Linked DNA regions of Homo sapiens: region 1 is linked to region 2. Evidence: chromatin loops called from intact Hi-C (ENCODE). Cell type or tissue: HepG2. All regions are shown on one strand. Links, peaks and the distances in the headings refer to the core of each region. The heading gives the core; the rest is flanking DNA.

Evidence for each region. A loop is a pair of places that touch in the nucleus more often than their neighbours do. Peaks named below come from ENCODE experiments on the same cell type or tissue, not always from the same donor. Only the 100,000 strongest peaks of a DNase experiment are listed, where the experiment ranks them.
Region 1: it touches region 2 in a loop (1.9-fold over the local background); 2 of 110 quality-filtered maps call a loop at or near these places.

What each region holds. Positions count from the first base shown.
Region 1 is chr4:39,565,073-39,573,411 of GRCh38, forward strand. SMIM14 (small integral membrane protein 14) reads right to left here. Exons shown (of 5, transcript NM_174921.3): 3 at 7,343-7,391. All of the region lies in intron 2 of UGDH-AS1 (UGDH antisense RNA 1), which reads left to right. Among named protein-coding and RNA genes, the nearest start is that of UGDH-AS1, 41 kb to the left of the region's middle. In HepG2, for the core only: no CTCF peak of the experiment used is centred there; a DNase peak (open chromatin) is centred at 4,889.
Region 2 is chr4:39,617,664-39,626,002 of GRCh38, forward strand. The region is part of intron 1 of SMIM14 (small integral membrane protein 14); the gene reads right to left. It also overlaps the pseudogene RNU7-11P. Among named protein-coding and RNA genes, the nearest start is that of SMIM14, 17 kb to the right of the region's middle. RefSeq lists an enhancer at 8,131-8,210. In HepG2, for the core only: no CTCF peak of the experiment used is centred there; DNase peaks (open chromatin) are centred at 4,118 and 5,008.

The DNA of each region.
Region 1 (8,339 bases), core at 226-8,225, 53 kb before region 2:
CCAAGTGTGGTGGCACACACCTGTGGTCCCAGCTAATCAGGAGGCTGAGGTGGGAGGATTGCTTGAGCCCAAGGGGTTGAGGTTGCAGCAAGCCATGATTGCACCACTTTACTCCAGCCTGGGCAACAGAGTAAGACTTTGTCTCCAGAAAAGAAAAGAAAAAGATTAAATCAAAAGAGTAACAGGATTCAGATCATGTTGGCCTTATAGGTCATAATAAGCTTCTATTACATATTAAATAGAAAACCACTGAAGAGGGCTTTTCTTTTTTTTGGACAGGGTCTCACTCTGTCACCCAGGTTGGAGTGCAGTGGCTCAATTACAGTCACTGCAGCCTCAACCTCCCAGGCTCAAGTGATCTCCTAACTCAGCATCCAGAGTAGCTGGGGCATAGGCACAGGCCACCACGCCTAGCTAAGTTTTATATTTTTTGTAGAGACAGGATTTCAACATGTTGCCTATGCTGGTCTTGAACTCCTGAGCCCAAGTGATCTGCCTGCTTTGGCCTCCTAAAATGGGATTACAAGTGTGATCCACTGTGCCCAGACACCACTGAAGAGTTCTGAGCAAAATGCAGATGATATCTGACTCTCATTTTGACAGAACCACTCCATCTGTTGTGTTTTGAAAAACGAGAAACAGAAACACAGTGATATGGTTTGGCTGTGTCCCATCCCAAATTTCATCTTGAATTGTAACTCCCACAATTCCCATATGTCATGGGAGGAACCTGGTGGGAGGTGATTGAATTATGGGGGGCGGGCCTTTCCTGCGCTCTTCTCATGATAGTAAACAAGTCTCACGAGATCTCATGGTTTTAAAAAGGGGAGTTTCCCTGCACAAGCTCTCTTCTCTTGACTGCCACCATGTAAGACATGCCTTTCACCTTCCGCCATGATTGTGAGGCCTCCCCAGACATGTGGAATTGTAAGTCCAATAAACCCTTTTCTTTCGTAAATTGCCCTGTCTTGGGTATGTCTTAAATTAGCAGTGTGAAGACTGACTAATACAGACAGTTAAGAACCTGTTGCAATAATCTATTAACATACGAGATGATGATGGCCTAGAACAGGGAGGAGGCAGTGGGATAGTGAGAAGTGGTAGAATTTTGGATGTATCTTCAAGATAGTGCTTGCTGATAGATGACTGGACAGTGTGAGAAAAAGGGAAGCCAAGGATGAGTCTCAGAAGGATAGAACTGCCATTAACTGTTATAGGAAGGATCTCAAGAGAAGCAGAAATTCTGAAGATGTTGAATTTGAGGTGCCTTGTTAGACATCCCAGTGGAAATGCCCAAAAGACAGTCATCAGCATACAAGTAATGAGTCATGAGACCAGATGAGATCACCAAGTGAGTGAATGTCTAGAAAAGGAAATAATCCAGGGGCTAAGTCCTGGAGCATTCCAAGGATAAAAGTTAAGAGGTCTGGAGGACAGACAGACGCACCGAGAAAGAAGACAGCAGATAGCCGCAATGCAGCCAGGCACAATGGCTCATGCCTGTAATCCCAGCACTTTGGGAGGCTGAGGTGGGTGGATCACCTGAGGTCAGGAGTTCAAGACCAGCCTCGGCAACATACAGAAACCCTGTCTCTACTAAAAATACAAAAATTAGGCCAGGCGTGGTGGCTCACGCCTATAATCCCAGCACTTTGGGAGGCCATGGCAGGCGGATCATGAGGTCAAGAGATCGAGACCATTTTGGCCAACATGGTGAAACCCTGTCTCTACTAAAAGTACAAAAATTAGCCAGGCGTGGTGGCGTGCACCTGTAGTCCCAGCTACTCGGGAGGCTGAGGCAGGAGAATCGCTTGAACCTGCGAGGTGGAGGTTGCAGTGAGCTGAGATTGTACCACTACACTCCAGCCTGGTGACAGTGTGAGACTCCATCTCAAAAAAAACAAAAAACAAAAATTAGCTGGGGATGCTGGTACACGCTTGTAATCCCAGCTACTTGGGAGGCTGAGGCAGGAGAACTGCTTGAGTCCAGGAGGTGGAGGTTGTAGTAAGCCGAGATTGCGCCATTGCACTCCAGCCTGGGCGACAGAGCAAAACTCCATCTCAAAAAAAGAAAAAAAAAAAAAAAAAAAAAAAAAAGGAAGCCGCAATGTGACAATAGGAAAAAAATGTGACATGGGAAATATGGAGAAGATTTAGTTATTAAAGGCTGAAACTAGATAATTTCTCAGATTACAACTTTATCAGGAAGAAGCAGAAGGCTAAGAATTGTATGCTAAGTACTCAAAATGGGCCAGGTGTGGCAGCTCATGCCTGTAATCCCTGCACTTTGGGAGGCCAAGGCAGGTGGACTGCTTGAGCTCAGGAGTTCGAGACCAGCCTGGGCAACATGCAAAACCCTGTCTCTACAAAAAATACAAAAATTAGGCCGGGCATGGTGGCTCACACCTGTAATCCCAGCACTTTGGGAGGTTGAGGTGGGCGGATCACGAGGTCAGGAGTTCGAGACCAGCCTGGCCAACATGGCGAAACCCCATCTCTACTAAAAATACAAAAATTAGCCGGGTGTGGTGGCAGGCGCCTATAATCCCAGCTACTCAGGAGGCTGAGGCAGGAGAATCGCTTGAACCTGGGAGGTGGAGGTTGCAGTGAGCTGAGATCATGCCATTGCACTCCAGCTTGGGCAACAAGAGCAAGACTCCGTCTCAAAAGAAAGGAAAAAAAAAATTAGCTGGGCATGGTTGTATGCTCCTGTAGTCCCAGCTACTCAGGAGGCTGAAGTGGGAGGATTACTGAGCCTGGAAGGTCAAGATTCAGTGAGCCCTGTTTGCTCCACTGCACTCAAGCCTGGGTGACAAAGTGAGACCCTGTCTCAAAACAAAACAAAAAACAAACAAAAACACCCCAAACCATATTCAGTGCCAAATGTTAAAGCCCAAATAGATTGTATAAATAAGAACATACAGGCCGGGCGCGGTAGCTCACGCCTGTAATCCCAGCACTTTGGGAGGCGGAGGTGGGTGGATCACTTGAGGTCAGGAGTTTGAGATCAGCCTGGCCAACATGGCGAAACCCTATCTCTACTAAAAATACAAAAAATTAGCCAGGTGTGGTAGTGCATTCCTGTAATCCTGGCTACTTGGGAGGCTGAGGCAGGAGAATAGCTTGAGCCTGGGAGGCGGAAGTTGCAGTGAGCCAAGATTGTGCCACTACACTCCAGCCTGGGCAACAGAGCAAGACTCCTTCTCAAAAAAAAAAAAAAGAACATATACATGTATATATTTCTCCACCATTTACTCTTTGGTCTGTGTTTTAACAACATTGACTCTACCTAGCAGCTGCTTCTATGACTAAATGAATAAATGATATTTCTGATATCACAATGATTAAACACTGTTCTAAAACAATGGAATAACACCTATGAAAAGGGGAAGAGTAAAAAAATAAGACAATGGAATATATACAAAATACAACTACAGAAATAAAAGGCAGAAATGAACGAAAGCAACCAATTTAAAAAAGTCAGAAGAGAATAAAACGTATTTCTTCAAGGCTTATTTCAATTCTTAAGAAGCCTCAAATTCCCACGATCCTAAAACATATATTTAATTTTAAAAAATAACTTTTTCCAATTGAATAGTAGCACAATACTATCCAATTGAATAGTAGTATCTAAATATAAAGATAGCTACAAAATATGTTTTATTATTTTAAGAAAAAAGTATAAGCTCACTGGAGAAAATTTAGAATATAAGAAAAATAATTCTATCCCTCACAGTAAACTACTGTTTAACCATTTAAAAGCCTAGCTCTCAGAAAGGATTTTTACCAACTGCTAAAAGAACTGGGGGGAAAGAAAAACTTGCCAATATGCCTAAATGAATGTTCAAAGTTTCACCTTTCTTTTTAGAGTTAGGAAGTGACATTTTACCCACAGGAATGACTATATTTGGTTATAGGCGGGGCTGGTTAAAGAGTCACAAAAGCCGCACATGTAATAAACACGTGTTTTCCCATGGGGAGGTTCAATAAAATTATTTTCAACTAGGAAAACAGGTTTTAGCTTTACCTGTTGAGGCAAATATTTGAGCTGTACATTGTAGATTAATGAATGCTACTGGAGAAGTAAAGAAGTCTGGAGGGAGGGAACCACCACCCATTGTCCTAACAATGCACATTTCTATTGCTTTCTTGTCTTGAAGGCATATATATCACCCAAATGGACTAGGTTCCCACAAAATTTCTACTTTAGGCTAGGCACTGCACTAGCTCCCACTTCTCTAAGCTGTTATATCTGTGGAATTTGATGGGACACCCAGTACACAAAGTAATAAAAATCATAATGTATAACAAGTCTCTTTACAATTACCTTACTGCGTCTTGTTTCAGTTTCATATATATAATAAACAGGCAGCTCTGCTTCAGAGATGTTACGTATCAGCAACTAACCTACTAATAAATGCAATTTGGCAATATGTAAATAGCCTTAAAATGTGTGAAGAAAACCAGAACGTATCACTCCAAAATATGCCTTTTTGACATAGAAATTATTTTGGAGAAGCCAGGCACGGTGGCTCATGCCTGTAATCCCAGCTACTTGGGAGGTTGAGGCACTAGAATTGCCTGAACCTGGGTGGCGGAGGTTGCAGTGAGTTGAGACTGAGCCACTGCACTCCAGCCTGGGCGACAAAGCGAGACTCTGTCTCAAAAAAAAAAGAAAAAAAGAAAAAAAGAAATTATTTTTGAGCTGTAGGCAATTAGGAAGTAGCAAACAGAAGAAAAGCTCCCTCTATTCCCCTCTTTTCTGCCTAAAGGTAGGATACAAATTCTCCTTTATACACAACCCTACAGACTTAATAGTCCAGAGACAGCACCAGAGGAGTCTATAAACAAACCTTACTCCATTAGTTTCCTCCCAAATATTTACTTTCCCAGTTTCCTATCCTTGGAAGCCTAAAATCTCTTTCCTATGTTCTGCCCTTTTTCCACAAATGTATTGTTCTTTGTTGAAGATGCTACATAAGCCAGAGTTCTGAGCCACTGCTTTGAGTTACTTTGCATTGAGCTTTCTCCCATGTGATGCCACACACATTAATAAATTTGCTTTTTCCTTGTTCATCTATCTTTTTTTTGTTTTTTTTTCTTTGTTTTAGAGAGTCTCGCCCTGTCACCCAGGCTGGAGTGCAGTGGTGTGATCGCAGCTTACTGCAACCTCTGCCTCCTGGGTTCAAGTGATTCTGGTGCCTCAGCCTCCAGAGCAGCTGGGACTACAGGCACGTGCCACCACGCCCAGCTAATTTTTGTATTTTTAGTAGAGACAGGGTTTCCATGTTGGCCAGGCTGGTCTCAAACTCCTGGCCTCAACTGATCTGGCCACCTCAGCCTCCCAAAATTCTAGGATTACAGGCGTGAGCCACCGTGCCCGGCAATCTATCCTTTGTTACAGGGTGTCTCAGCAAAGAACTCTGAGGTTGAAGAAAAAATTATTTGTCCTCCCCAACATATGCACACAAAGAATGTTTATTCAAGTGTTGTTTATAATAGCAAAAAATATATCAGCAACCTAAGGTTCTAGTAAAAGGAAATCATTTAAACGCTGGTGCTTCCCCACAATGAATTATTATTTAATTAATAATTTTTTTTTGAGATGGGATCTCACTTTGTCATCCAGGCTGGAGTGCAGTGGCATGAACATAGCTCACTGCAGCCTCAAACTCCTGGGCTCAAGTGATCCTTCTGCCTCAGCCTCCCAAGTAGCCGGGACTCCAGGAGCATGACACCATGCCTGGCTCAATAAATAGTAAGACAAATATATGTTGATATTTTATAAGTAGTGAAAAATAACATATACAATGTGATCCCATTTCTGTAAGTTTATATGAAATCTAATTATGCCAGGCTTCACCATCTTGTGAATGTCATACTTTCCTTCTTGCAGTCTTCTGATACAAGACTGGATTGGTTTAAATACTATTTTACTAGTTCCCCTTAAAGCATCTCTCAAAATATTTCTGAGTATCCTGAAAAAAGATGTGTCACATAATGGTCACTAAGTCTGTCACCTACATATACCATGCAATATTCATCTTCCTACTGATTCTCACTTTACCATCACTACTGCCCATAAAGCCATGTGGAGAAACTTCTCCACTGCCAAATTCTCTGATGCGCATGTTAATGTCAGAGCCAAAGGAATGAACTCCACAGGCACCCAAAGTTTCCACACATGGAAAAGAATGGCCTCCCCACCAAGAAGTTCTCAAGTGGCTGGGCATGGTGACTCACGCCTGTAATCCAAGCACTTTGAGAGGCCGAGGCAGAAGGATCACTTGATCCCAGGAGTTTAAGACCCATGTGGGCAACATGGGAAGACCGTGACTCTACAAAAAATTCTAAAAAATTAGCCATGCATGGTGGTGCATCCCTGTAGTCCCACCTACTAGGGAGGCTGAGGTGGGAGGATCACTTGAGCCTGGGAGGTCAAGGCTGCAGTGAGCCATGATCGCACAATTGCGCTCAGTGTGGGCGACAAAGCAAGACACTGTTTCTTAAAAAAAAATTTTTTTAAATTAAAGAAAAAAAAAGAATTCTCAAGCCTGCCAACAGATGCAAATAGATGTTAGGGAGAGAGTGAATGGTTTGCGCAAGCAGCTTTGATGTCCCAGTTACACCTGCCCACAGTGCCCTGTTACAGACTTATTTGCCAAGAAAAAAAGACTAGGATATACCCGAATTTGTCAACAGTGGTTATCTTTAACTATTCTGGAAGTTCTTCTATTTTTTTTTTTTGAGACAGGGTCTCACTCCAGTCACCCAGGTTGGAGTGCAGTGGTGCGATCACAGCTCACTGCAGCCTCAACCTCCCCAGGCTCAGGTGATCCTCCCACCTCAGCCTCAGGAGTAGCTGGGGCTGCAGGCATGCACCACCATGCCCCACTAATTTTTGTATTTTTTGTAGAGACAGGGTTTCCCCGTGTTGCCCAGGGTAATCTCAAACTCCTGGACTCAAACGATCCACCGGCCTCAGCTTCCCAAAGTGCAAGGATTCCAGGTGTGAGCCACTGCACCCAGCCTTTTTTTTTCCTTATACTTATTTTATAATGTTCTGCAATAAGCAGGGTTTTTGAGGCATGAAAAAAATTTTAAGTTAAAAAATGAAATAGTCAAGTAGCAAATACATTACTGAGAACCATTTTCTTATTAAAGAGCAAACTATGAGAATAATTTCTTTTGTGCGTATGTGTCGCTTTTTTTTTTTTTTTTTTTTTTTTTGGTAACCACTAGAATAGGCAATGTAAGAATAAATTCTGACAAATATTCACAGGCATCTGGCCTCTAATTCTGCCCCCAATGCCATCCTTCCTCCTGTCTCAGTGGTACTTACATTCCTGAAGACACTCTGTGTCTGTGCAGTAGGACTGGGACTGCCGTAACTACAATGAATAAGAAAGGGAAGTTAGTGATTAGACTTAAACAAAAGTGGACCATAATTATTAGAAAGATCATGTTTTGGCCGGGTGCGGTGGCTCACGCCTGTAATCCCACACTTTGGAGGCTGAGGTGGGTGGATTGTTTGAGCTCAGACATTCAAGACCAGCCTGGGTAACACAGCAATACCCCATGTCTACAAAAAATACAAAAATTAGCCAGGTGTGGTGGTGTGTGCCTGTAGTCTCAGCTATTAGGGAGGCTGAGGTGGGAGGATCACTTGAGTCTGGGAGGCAAAGGTTGCAGTGAACCAAGATGGCACCATTGTACTCCAGCCAGGGTGACAGAGCGAGACCTTGTCTTAAAAAAAAAAATCATGTTTTCTTTTGTTTTTTTGAGACAGGGTCTCACTCTGTTGCCTAGGCTGGAGTGCAGGGGTGCAATCCTAGCTCACTGCAGCTTCAAACTCCTGGGCTCAAATGATCCTCCTGCCTCAGCCTCCTGAGTAGCTGGTACTACAGGTGTGTGCCACCATGCCTGGGTAATATTTTAAAAATCACTTTGTAGAGATGGGGGTCTTACTATGTTGACCAGTCTAGTGACAAACCATGTTTTGGTTTTTATTATTATTATTATTATTATTTTATTATTATTATTATTTAGTTTCGCTCTTGTTGCCCAGGCTGGAGTGCAATGATGCGATCTCAGCTCACTGCAACCTCCGCCTCCCAGGTTCAAGCGATTCTCCTGCCTCAGCCTCCTGAGTAGCTGGGATTACAGGCACCCGCCACCACACCCAGATAGTTTTTTTGTATTTTCAGTAGAGATGGGCTTTCACCATGTTGTCCAGGCTGGTCTTGAACTCCTGACCTAAAGTGATCCACTTGCCTCGGCCTCCCAAAGTGCTGGGATTACAGGCATGAGCCACCATGCCCGTGACCCATGTTTTGGTT
Region 2 (8,339 bases), core at 151-8,150:
TTCTAAAGTCAGCCTTTCACCTAAATCTGAGGCAAACATTGTTTGCAAAAATCAGTTTTCAAAGTTTACTCTTCCCTGCCCTACTCACTCTCTGGTGGAAGCTTTAACAGCGGAAGAGAATCTAAACAATGAAACAGTGTATCTAAAACAGTGTATCTACCATAAACTATTAATGTTGGTATAGTATTTTGTTAAATTAAGTTTAAAATAAAAGCAAATGGAAATTCATTTTAAAAACATATAAGACGGAAAAAAATCAGGAAAATGACAATGCCTAAACTAGTTTTGTTTTTTATCTTCTCCCAAGGTGCATCTGCAATCAAAGACATCATCTGGATGCTTACCATAGTTGAGATGACAAACGGAAAAAATGGTAGAGAGAGGAGAGAAGTAAGAGAGAATATTACTCCTGCCAAAGCAAGCCCACTTCTTCAGAAATAACAAGTGAAGCCAGCATAGAAACCTAAACTATCAGTGACATCTACTCAAGTCTTGGCAAATACAGAAAAGGCCCCCAAAACATCAAGAGAGGAATTATCACCAGGGGCTGCTGAGGAGAACTTACACCATAAAGAAAAAGGAAAATGCATTCAATCGAGCCCAACTCATTTGAACACCTTGATACTGAACACTGTAACAGGCATGGGAAAAACGATGAGCAAGATGTGATCACCACTCTCAAGATAACCTCAGTCTAATTAAAATGGGGCTCCAGGAACTGCACTTGAAAGCCCCAGAGTATTGGGAGGCCGAGGTGGGTGGGTCACGAGGTCAGGAGTTCAAGATCAGCCTGGCCAAGATGGTGAAACCCCATCTCTATTAAAAATACAAAAATTAGCCAGGCTTGGTGGTTGGTGGGCACCTGTAATCCCAGCTACTCAGGAGGCTGAGGCAGAGACTTGCTTGAACCCAGGAGGCAGAGGTTGCAGTGAATTGAGATCGCACCACTGCACTCCAGCCTGGGCGACAGAGCGAGACTCCATCTCAAAAAAAAAAAAAAACAAAAAAAAAAAACCAAAGCCCAGTGTAATGAAACTCACTCATTCTCATTCTCTTTTACCCACTCTCACTGACTACACTTCCCAAGCAGCAAGTACCATTGCATAATAGCTTTTATATTTTTTAGGTCTGGTAATTTACAGAAAGGACTGCACACTTTTTTCAACCTGCATGTTGGACCTTGCAGGGGTGTCAAGCCCCCTGTTGAGAAGAAAGTGAGTGTGAATAGACTCAGTAGGAAGCAGCATTATGGAGTAGAGATTTGGGCATAAAATGGCAGCAGGGATGCATATACACCACATACTCACCTCTCCTGGCTGATAGATCCTTTATATTCCACAAGCCTGTCTTTGGAATATATGTGATATACTATCTCTAACCAACAAATTAAGTGATGATAGAGGGTAAGACAGGGTTTAGATAATTTAGCATGTTCAGTTCAAGAGAAAATTGAGATATAATTAAATATATATGAGAAAATTGAGATAATTATAATTTAATTTATTATATATACCAATAAATATAATTTAATTTATTCTATATATCAATAAATATAATTTATTCTATATATCAATAAATATAATTTATTCTATATATCAATAAATATAATTTATTCTATATATCAATAAATATAATTTATTCTATATATCAATAAATATAATTTATTCTATATATCAATAAATATAATTTATTCTATATATCAATAAATATAATTTATTCTATATATCAATAAATATAATTTATTCTATATCAATAAATATAATTTATTCTATATCAATAAATATAATTTATTCTATATCAATAAATATAATTTATTCTATATCAATAAATATAATTTATTCTATATCAATAAATATAATTTATTCTATATCAATAAATATAATTTATTCTATATATCAATAAATATAATTTATTCTATATATCAATAAATATAATTTATTCTATATATCAATAAATATAATTTATTCTATATATCAATAAATATAATTTATTCTATATATCAATAAATATAATTTATTCTATATATCAATAAATATAATTTATTCTATATATCAATAAATATAATTATATATATCAATAAATATAATTTATTATATATATATCAATAAATAATTTATTATATATATTTATATATATCTCAATTTTCTCAAAAATATTTATATGTATATATAAATGTATATATATATTTATATATATTTATATATATATATATATTTTTTTTTTTTTAAGAGCAAGATAGGGACTCACGCTCTGTGGCCCACGCTAGAGTGCAATGGCAATCATAGCTCACTGCAGCCTCAAACTCATGGCTCAAGTGATCATCCCATGTCAGCCTCCTGAGGAGCTGGGACTAGAGGCACAGGCCACCACACCCAACTACTTAAAAAAATATTTTTGCTGGGCATGGTAGCTCATGCCTGTAATCCCAGCACTTTGGGAGGCTGAGATGGGAGGACTGCTTGAGCCCAAGAGTTCAAGACTGGTCTGGGAAACAGCAAGATCCCATCTCTATTAAGAAAAAAAAAAAAAAATTCGGATGGGCGCTGTGGCTCACGCCTGTAATCCCAGCACTTTGGGAGACCGAGGCGGGCGGATCACGAGGTCAGGAGATGGAGACCACCCTGCCTAACACGCTGAAACCCCGTCTCTACTAAAAATACAAAAAATTAGCCAGGCATGGTGGCGGGCGCCTGTAGTCCCAGCTACTCGGGAGGCTGAGGCAGGAGAATGGCGTGAACCTGGGAGGTGGAGCCTGCAGTGAGCCGGAGATCGCGCCACTGCACTCCATCCTGGGCGAGAGAGATAGACTGTATCAAAAAAAAAATTATTTAAAAATAAAAATAATTTTTTTTGTAGAGACAGAGGTCTTGCTATGTTGCCCAGGTTGGTCGACATAGCAAGGCCAGGCTGATCCTCTGGCCTCAGCCTCCCAAAGTGCTGGGATTATAGGCGTGAGCCATTGTGCCCAGGCTGGAATATGCTGAATATAAAAGTGCTTGTGAGCTGCTATGTACTATAGGAATGTAATGAAAACGATATTTTACTATTACTGTTTCTACAACAATTCACTTTTATGTGGGAAGTGGTGAGTAAGTCCTGATGACCCTGTGTTAAATCTTTAAGGCCAAATGTCTTCTTTGGTCCTGGCAGGAATAAACAAGTTTTTCAAAAATGGTGTGCAAACACACACACACACATACATAATTACAACCAGCAAATCAGATTATAGAATTTTCTGAACAAATTCACCTCAAAATATATCTATTTATATTTATATATCAAAATTGGAATCACAAATAAATGGGGAAGGGATTGCAATTTCAATAAATTCAGTGCTAGGAAAACCTACAGTGTTACAGCTCTTTTAGAATTTGTCTAGCAGGCTTTCCGGTTTTTGCTGGAAAGCTCCCCAGAAAAAATTCCAAAAAGAAAAAACCTACTAGCAGTTAAGGAGGAAAAAAATCAGCAATTCTACCAGATAAGTAAGGTTAACATTTATTTGATCTTCAGGGAAGGACCCCCTACAGATACATACAAACTTTCCATCCATTAAAGTACAGAGAGAAAACAAAAAAGATAAATACAATGAAAAATATCAAATTTAGGACATAAGACTGTGCATTTAAAAAAAATCCCAAGTAAAATTAAAAGAGCAAAAGAATTAGGGGAAAAAAACTCCAAACATTCCACTAATATAGCTGGCAAAGACATTTTAAAAATACAGAGCATATGCAAACCAATTCTTTAGTAAGATGGAACCATTTATACACTGCATTTGAAATTACAAACTATGATAACTTTTCTGGCAATACAAATCCAGATGTTAAAAAAACGTGCATGCCCTCTGAATAATTCCAGTTCTAAGACTATCAAGGAAAATAATCTGAAATACAAAGGTTTATATACAAAGATGGTTATCATGGCTTTAAAGTAGTGAAAAATGGGGATGATCTAAATATCCAGCTAAAAAGAAATATTTAAATTGTGATATACACTGTAAAGTATTATACAGCCAAACGTTTCTTTTTTTTTTTTTTTTTTTTTTTTGAGAAAGGCTCTTGCTCTGTCACCCAGGCTGGCATGCAGCAGAGCAATCATGACTCACTGCATCCTTGACCTCCCAGGCTCAAGTGATCCCATCCCGAGTGGCTGGGACTACGGAGGCGCATGTTATCATGCTTGGCTTTTTTTTTTTTTAAGTAGAGACGGGGTCTCATTATGTTTCTCAGGCTAGTCTCGAACTCCCAGGCTCCAGCCATCTTCCTGCCTCAGCCTCCCAAAGTGCTGGGATTACACGAATGAGCCACCGCACTCGGCCTCATTTTCTTTCTTAATAATATGGAGAAATGATCACAACATAATGTTAAAAGTATATTTAAAAGGGCATAAAAATAAACATAGCAAATGCACTTTTTTGTTTTTTGTTTTTTGTTTTTTTGAGACGGAGTCTTGCACTGTTGCCCAGGCTGGAGTGCAGTGGCACGATCTCGGTTCACTGCAAGCTCCGCCTCCCGGGTTCACGCCATTCTCCTGCCTCAGCCTCCCGAGTAGCTGGGACTACAGGCACCCGCCATCGTGCCCAGCTAATTTTTGTATTTTTAGTAGAGACGGGGTTTCACTGTGTTAGCCAGGATGGTCTCGATCTCCTGACCTCATGATCCCCCCAACTTGGCCTCCCAAAGTGCTGGGATTACAGGCGTGAGCCACCGCGCCCGGCCACAAATGCATGTTTTATTTTATTTTTATTTATTTTTTGAGACGGAGTCTCGCTTTTTTGCCCAGGCTGGAGTGCAGTGGCACGGTCTCGGCTCACCGCAACCTCCACCTCCCGGATTCAAGTGATTCTCCTGCCCCAGCCTCCCAAGTAGCTGGGATTACAGGTGTGTGCCACCACACCCAGCTAATTTTTTTATTTTTAGTAGAGACAGGGTTTCAGCATGTTGGCCAGGCTCGTCTGAAACTCCTGACCTCAAGTGATCCGCCGCCTCTGCCTCCCCAAGTGTTGGGATTACAGGCATGAGTCACCACGCCTGGCCTGCAAATGTTCGTTTTTAAAGGCATAGGAAAACACATACAAATGAAAAGGCTGAAAGAAAACATAAAACTTTAACATCTGTTATCTCTGGGTGGCAGGATTTTACTTTTCACTTTGTACAGTTTTCAAATATCATATAATGGTTACATATTAACTTTTATAATCAGGAAAAAAATTTTTGGATGCAGCAGCTAAATCCAGGGAAGGTCACTCAGTTTCTTCAACAAATAAATGGCAAAAAATAAATAAATCTTAAGAGATGGCAGGGGAACGGTTACAGATTAAAACAAAATTAAGAGATACCAATCCTGATTCAAACCAACCTAGTAAAAGGACATTTATGAACTATCAGGAACTTTGAACACTGTTTAAATGACATTGTTACATACGTACAATGTCAACGATCACATCTAAAAAGAGTCTTTATCTCTTAGGAATCTCACTAAGTATTTTCAGTTAAAGTGATACAATACCTGGGGTCTAGTTTAAAATAAACCTGCCAAGGGGGGAGAGGTATGGATGAAACAAAACCACCATGAGTTTAACTGTTGAAGGCAAGTGATGGGTCCACAGAGATTCATTACACCATTCTACCTTTTAGTGCTAAAAATTTCAAATTATTAATACATAAAAGGTTTTTTAAAAATACATTTTTATAGAAAAACAAACAATTATCTCTTCCCCTCTCCCCGACTCCATGCAAACAGAGCTCTTCCTGAGAAGGCAGGGATAACATTGGCTAATTCAAGGTCAGAATATGAAAATTCTTTTATTGTGATTTTAAAGAATATGATTTATAATAAAATTACTTTTCACATAGCCAGCCAAATCTTCACAGTGATGAAGAACAATATCATAATTCTTTCCATGTTAAAAATAGGCCGGGCGCGGTGGCTCATGCCTGTAATCCCAGCACTTTGGGAGGCCAAGAAGGTTGGATCACCTGAGGCCAAGAGTTCAACACCAGCCTGGCCAACATGGTGAAACTCCATCTCTACTAAAAATACAAAAAAATTAGCCGGGTGTGGTGGTGCATGCCTGCAGTCTCTGCTACTTGGGAGGCTGAGGCAGGAGAATCACTTGAACCCAGGAGGCAGAGGTTGCAGTGAGCAGAGATTGCACCACTGCACTCCAGCTTGGGTGACAGAGCAAGACTCCATCTGAAAAAATGAAAAAATAAAAACCCTCAGCAAGAAGAAAATGCACAGTAACAATTTAGAATGTATGCAATTATTCATAACTGTTGTCTGGTCAGTAAAAAAGAAAGTTTAAAAAAATAGAACGTATGCAATTAGTTTTTACATAACAGAAAACAGAGATACTGGTCAATGAAATGGGAGGCCAGAGGAAGCATTCTATGCATTTTTATCTTAAAAAGCATCAATAAGTAGTTGGGATGACTTTTATCAGATTACCCAAAGTCTCAGTATAATGAGGTGTTCAAACCTACTCATACACAATACTTTTTACAAAATACTCAAAACTGGTTATTCTTTTAACACAAATGGCTCTCAAATATTACCACACCTAGTTTATGTTCTAATGTAGCTTTACTACTTTCACATCTTAACAAAAGCCCTTCTGATAAAAATCAAAGCAGGAAAATTTTCTGTTTTTAAAATGAGGAACATAGCCCCAGCTAAGGTAGTAATTTCACTATGATCGCACATCTAGTATATGACAGATCTTATACAGGAAGTCACATTGTAAAATCCTGAGCAGGACTCATTCCCCATCTGCCAGATATGACCAATCATGCTAGTTATGTTTCTTTCACCCTTACAAAGACAACTTTAGAGCAGTACAGAAATTAGATAACTATCAAATAACTTCCTATTAGTTTGGCCAGGCGCAGTGGCTCATGCCTGTCATTCCAGCATTTTGGGAGGCTGAGGCAGGCGGATCACCTGAGGTCAGGAGTTCAAGACCAGCCTGGCCAACATGGTGAAACCCCATCTCTACTAAAAATACAAAAATTAGCTGGGCGTGGTGGTGTGTCCCTGTAATCCCAGCTACTTGGGAGGCTGAGGCAGAAGAATTGCTTGAACCTAGGAGGCGGAGGTTGCATTGAGCTGAGATCACACTCCAGCCTGGACAACAGAGCAAGACACCATCTCGAAAAAAAAAAAAAAAAAACTTCCTATTCGTTCTTAGTAACGAAATACTTTTCTCTTAAACTACATTTGCTTCTCTGATGGGAAGTAGGCAAGAAAAGGATGCAGACTTGGCTGGGCATGGTGGCTCACACCTATAATCCCAGCACTTTGGAAGGCCGAGGCAGGCAGATCATGAGGTCAGGAGTTTGAGACCAGCCTGGCCAACAAGATGAAACCCCATCTCTACTAAAGATACAAAAAAAAAAGACAAAAGTTAGCTGGGTGTGGTGGTGCATGACTGTAATCCCAGCTACTCGGGAGGCTGAGGCAGGAGAACTGCTTGACCCTAGGAGGTGGAGGTTGCAGTGAGCTGAGATCATGCCATTGCACTCCAGTCTGGGCAACAGGGTGAGACATCATCTCAAAAAAAAAAAAAAAAGAAAGAAAGAAAAAGAAAAGGATGCAGACTCAAGTTCAAATTGGTCAATTAATGTTTGCTAAAAATTATTCTAAAGCTATACCTGGGAGAAGTTAAAGACATACAAAATTTAAATGTTGAAATAAACCCCATTACATGCCCTTGATGTCACAATTCTCTGTGATCTAAACTCACGCAGGATTAAAACTCCCTGAAACTCATCATTACAATTTTTTTTTTCTTTTTTGAGACGGAGTCTTGCTCTGTTGCCCAGGCTGGAGTGCAGTGGCGCAATCTAGACTCACTGCAACCTCCACCTCCCGGGTTCCAGTGATTCTCTGCCTTAATCTCTCGAGTAATTGGCACTACAGGCACGCGCCACCACATCCAACTAATTTTTGTACTTTTAGTAGAGACGGGGTTTCACCATGTTGGTCAGGCTGGTCTCAAACTCCTGACCTCTGGTGATCAGTCTCCCAAAGTGCTGGGATGACAGGCGTGAGCCACTGCACCCAGCCAATCCCTGAAATTCTTATAATTTTACAAGAAAGTGAAAGCTTAAAGACACCCTTTTCAGAGGGCATACTATTCAAAAGGAAGAGACTACAGCAGGCAAGAAAGGACAACAGAAGTTTATTTTCCACAGAATACAACAGGAATATACAGAAGCAACTACGTCAGCATGGCCAGAGGCCACTGTATAGATCAGGTATAGATTAGTGCAGGGGTCCCCAGCCTCCAGGCCATGGACTGGTACTGGTCTGTGGCCTGTTAGGAACCTGGCAGCACA